2 separate regions of the Homo sapiens genome follow, and region 2 is linked to region 1. Evidence: read pairs that join two places in POLR2A ChIA-PET (ENCODE). Cell type or tissue: Panc1. All regions are shown on one strand.

Region 1 (2,500 bases):
CCTCATCTTCCCAAGTAGCTGGGACTACAGGCATGTGCCACCACGCCTGGCTAATTTTTGTATTTTTAGTAAGGATAGGGTTTCGCCATGTTGGCCAGGCTGGTCTCGAACTCCTGACCTTGGGTGATCCACCTGCCTCAGCCTCCCAAAGTGCTGGTATTACAGGCATGAGCCACCATGCCTGGCCCACTTTAAGCATTTTTAAGTGTGCAGTTCAGTGGCATTAAGTACGTTTACACATATGCAGCTGTTAGCACTATCCGTCTCCAGAACTTTTTCATCATCTCATTTTTGAAACAAGGATGATATTCTCAAGGGATTGTTGTGATGATTAAATGAAATATGAGATGAAAGTGCTAGCACAGAGAGGGCACTCTGTAACTTTACTCCAAGGTTTGAAGTCTTCCCGTGGTGAGCTATCTAAGCCTGCTGCTTGGGCTAGCTGAGAGTTCTTTTATAAATACCCAAGGTGGAGACAGGAGAGCAGTACGTTTCTGCACTTGGTGGTGTCAGGGTTGAAGTCTGGTTGCCTGTTGCTTCGTGAGGGTGGTTATTAGTTTCACCTGGACTTCCGCAGTGCAGCCTGCTGTGCGTTTTTCCCTACCCCCAAATTACAGCTTTGAGTCTTTCATGTGTCTCTGTTCAACAGCTACTCTGTGTCTGTGGGCTCTGAAATAAAGGCTACATTTTCAGTTTCCTGTGGCTAATTTGTTTTTTGTTTGTTTGTTTGTTTGTTTCTTGCTCTGTGAGTTCTTTAGTTCCATGGGCCTGCTTGGTAAGTTGTCTCTAGCTGTCATTAGCCTTCATTCACATGCGGCTGGATTCTTGGTAAGCTTTAACTGACTGGATAATTGACTTCAGTTAACTGTTGGCAAACTGTGCCCAAAGCCTTTTTCTTTTTTTTTTTTTTCCTCCTTTTTCCTTTTTCTTTTTTTTTTTTTTTTTTTTTTTTTTGCTTAATCTGAGGGAGCAGTTACTGACATGGTCTCAAAATGGTGACTGTCGCCAGGCACAGTGGCTTACACCTGTAATCCCAGCACTTTGGGAAATGCCGAGGTCGGAGTGGGTCATTTGAGGTCAGGAGCTCAAGACCAGCCTGGCCAACATGGCGAAACCCTGTCTCTACAAAAATACAAAAAAATTGCCGGGTCTGGTGGCAGGCACCTGTCATCCCAGCCACTCAGGAGGCTGAGGCAGGAGAATCACTTGAACCCAGGAGGCGGAGGTTGCAGTGAGCCAAGATCATATCACTGCACTCTAGCCTGGGCAACAGAGCTAGACTCTGTCTCAAAAAAAAAAAAAAAAAAAAAAAGTGACTGTCTTTTAGAAAGAAAAAGAAGAATCTAGTCTATTGCTAAGGAAAATGCTGCTTTTGCAGTAGGAAAGGCATGGAACAGGAACCAAAAAGGCCGTTCAGATTGGCCAGATGTATTGCTGCTAGTTGATGCTATTTATGGGAAAGGAGATTGCAAGGCAGAGGGCTCCAGAAAAAGTTAACTTCTGGTTACAGAGAAATGCAAGTGAATGAAATAATTTTTCGTTCTCAGGGAAACTTCCTGTTTTCTTTGGAAGATGTTAATTGTTCACACCTTTCAAACTGGGTGGGGTGAATTTGGAGTGGCTGGGGGTACTTTTGAGTCCTAGCAGCCCTTCATTAGACAGCTGTTTGGGGGAGATATTTCTGAGTGCCCAACCCACCCCCGCCCCCCCAAGAATAAAACAGATGGGGAGGGAAAGACCTTGATTCTTGGTTCTCTTGAGCTTTATAACATTCCAGGTCACCTGTATCTTTGCCAGTGATGGCGTGTTAGATTACAGCACAAAAGGCTTCTAGATTGCCATCACCTTGTTCCTTGATATGCTGCCTTTGAGGTCTCTTTTGCTACTTGGAAACCAAGTAGCAAAAGCAAAATGACGTTGAATGGGCTGGTTCACATCTCTTAGGACTCTTTGCATGGCTCTGAACATGCAGAAGATGATTACTAAATATTTAATTGACTTTTCAGACTGAACCTCTCATGGGAGTTAATGAGGCAATCAATTAAAAATTAAAAGAAAATTTAAAGGAATTTCCTAAGAAGCAGGTACTTTGCTTTTTCCTTACAGAAAAGAACTGCAGGCCAAACATCCTCTATCAGGCTATCAGGAATATAGAAGGTGATGAAGTCATAGAATCATAAAAAGTTGGAACAGTGTCCAGGGGTTTTACCAGAAACCCATGAACTTCTAGTCCTTGATTCTCTGTGTATTGGAATATTTTTTCCGAGATCAGTATCTGTAGCTTTGATAAGTTTCTCAGAGGGATTTGTGACACCCTCCCCAAGATTAAAAATTGCTGATCTGTCTGCTTACCCACATACCTGGTGCCAGAATCCGCTCTGCATAATTCTTACCTTAGCCCACTTTCTGCACATCTTCTGTGGAACTCATCCCAGTATTTTCAGAGGCAACCCATTTCCTTCACTTCTTAAAATATAAATGAATATATGTCTTTAATTTT
Region 2 (2,500 bases), 340 kb after region 1:
GGAACCAGACCAGCTCCTCATGCAGCTCCCACTGGCTGCTCTCCAGCGCCCAGGCCACCCACATCCCACCTGTGAGAGCCAGGCCTAATCCTCACTCCCCTGTCCCATGCTTTCCTGTAGCTGAGTAAGAGTCCGGCCCACAGCCACTGGCACTCTCAGTCCTGTGACCTCTGCAGTCCCCCAGCCCAGCCTCACTATCCTGTGCTGGAGCTCTGCAATCTGCCTGCCATGACACCTCCAGCTGAGCAGATGGCAGCCAGCCTTCAAGGTCTGGTTCCACACTGCCACTTCAGGCTGGCACTTTTCTCCACTGTCCCTAGGAAGGAGGCACTCACGCCTCCAACCCCAGCTTGCTGCCCGGCCCTGCCAGGGATCCTCATGCTCCCTTCCCCTGGCCCAGGGTCATCGTGAGGGCCATCTGCCCCACCAGGACAGACCCTGTCACCAGAGAAGCCCCTGCACCTGAGGTCCAGGAGCCTCCACGGGGGACAGGGATGACACCCATACTGGCTGGTTACCCACGCTCCCATGAGCTGCAGGGGGCCCATCCTTCACCCACCTTGCAGGTGCGACTTCACATACCGACACCACCCTCACAGGCCACTTGCTTGACCTTGGAGGGCCTTAGATTCCTCCTCTGGAATGAGGGGCTGCTCCTCAGTGGGCATCGTGCCTGGCACACAGTGAGCAAGTGGTCACTGCCTTCATCACAGGCACCAGGCCCAAGGCTGGCTGCAGTGCCACACCCTACATAGGCCCAGAAGTGACATCCCATCATCCCACCACCCACCTCCCAATCAGGTTTTCCCGAGAAGATGGACTTGCCCTCCGCCACTGTGAGCTCCAGAGACACGCTGCTCAGGGTGCTCCTGGAGCCTCTACCAGGTCAGATGCCCGGCACGGGGGCCCAGACTCTCCAGCTACCAAGACCTTTGCCTCGGGGCTGTGCCCCCGGCTGCCTGGCTGGGGATCGACAGGCACTAGTGCCGGGGCAGAACCTCCCCTAACTGCACTCAGATGCCACCCTGGTCTGGCCAGGGAAGTGGTTGGGCGGGTAAGACCCGTAAGGCACCAGGTGCTAGGACCTCGTATGGCCAAGTGTTCCAAGCTGTTAGAAGAAACTGGAAATCTGCACCATTATGTAAACAGATTTTAAAATATTGGCGACTCAGTTACATGGTTTACTTTTTTTTTTTTTTTTTAGGGTCTTGCTCTGTTGCCCAGGCTAGAGTACAGCGGTGCCATTAGGGCTCACTGCAACTGCTGCCTCCTGGGCTGAAGCGATCTCCCCAGCAGCGCACACCACGACGCTTGGCTAATTTTTTTTTTTTTTTTTTTTGAGATGGAGTTTCACTCTTCCTGCCCAGGCTGGAGTGCAATGGGGCGATCTTGGCTTACTGCAACCTCCACCTCCCAGGTTCAAGCGATTCTCCTGCCTCAGCCTCCCAAGTTGCTGGGATTACAGGCGCCCGCCACCATATTCAGCTAATTTTGTGTATTTTTAGTGGAGACACGGTTTCACTATGTTGGCCAGGCTGGTCTCGAATTCATGACCTCAGGCGATCCGCCCGCCTCAGCCTCCCAAAGTGCTGGGATTACAGGCATGGGCCACCGTGCCCAGCCTCGGCTAATTTTTAAAGTTTTCTTTTTTTGTAGAGAACAGGTCTCGCTATATTGCCCAGGCTGGTCTCAAACTCCCAAGGCTCAAACCATCCTCCCACTTTGGCCTCTCAAAGTGCTGGGATGACAGACGTGAGCCACTGCGCCCAACCCATTATTTATATTTTTAAAAACTTCGACAAGTAAATGGGTACACAAATGTGGTCTATTCATACGATGGAATAGTATCCAGCCATGAAAATGAATGAAGTTTGGATAAGCGCTGCAATGTGGATGATAAAAACACGAGGCTGTGGGAAACAGGCCAGACGGACAAGGATACTCAGTGATTCCACTTCTACGCAGCATCTGGAACAGGCAAATTCACAGAGACAGAAGGTACAGTGAGGCTCCACGGGCTGGGAATGGGCAGTTAGTACTTAAAGGGTGCAGAGTTTCTGTTGGGGGATGAACAAGCTGTGGAAATAACAGTGCTTCTGGAGTGTACACTTAAAAATGGCAAATTTTATGTCACACATTTTACCACACACACAGAACCCAGACCAAAAACAGCCCCTTTGCCCTAGTTTATAGGCTCTATCTGCCATTATCTCATTTTCTCATGCCGCACACACAGAGCCTACTCAGAGGGACAACATGGATCGCGAAAGCCTGCCTTCCCCAGTGACACCAAGGTCTCGCCTACCCCCAGCTCCGCTCAGGCAGCCCCGGCATGCCAGCCCCCACCCCACACAGCTGCCCCCGCGCCACATGCTCTGGGGGCTGCCTGCAACCTGAGGCCCATGTTTTGCCGACTGGGGAGGCCACAGGTTTGAGCCGCGGAGTGGCTGGAAGAGGCTACTCCACCTTCTGGAGCCTCCGTTTCCTTTCAGAGTGGGTC

Evidence for each region. Peaks named below come from ENCODE experiments on the same cell type or tissue, not always from the same donor. Only the 100,000 strongest peaks of a DNase experiment are listed, where the experiment ranks them.
Region 2: POLR2A ChIA-PET joins it to region 1 with 12 read pairs; 2 of 35 experiments call an interaction of 5 or more read pairs at or near these places.

Annotation. Positions count from the first base shown.
Region 1 is chr20:32,115,935-32,118,434 of GRCh38, forward strand. All of the region lies in intron 1 of TM9SF4 (transmembrane 9 superfamily member 4), which reads left to right. Among named protein-coding and RNA genes, the nearest start is that of TM9SF4, 7.5 kb to the left of the region's middle. In Panc1, no CTCF peak of the experiment used is centred here; no DNase peak of the experiment used is centred here.
Region 2 is chr20:32,458,062-32,460,561 of GRCh38, forward strand. The region is part of intron 5 of NOL4L (nucleolar protein 4 like); the gene reads right to left. Among named protein-coding and RNA genes, the nearest start is that of ASXL1, 100 kb to the left of the region's middle. RefSeq lists enhancers at 1-356, 357-1,272. In Panc1, no CTCF peak of the experiment used is centred here; no DNase peak of the experiment used is centred here; H3K27ac peaks cover 425 bases.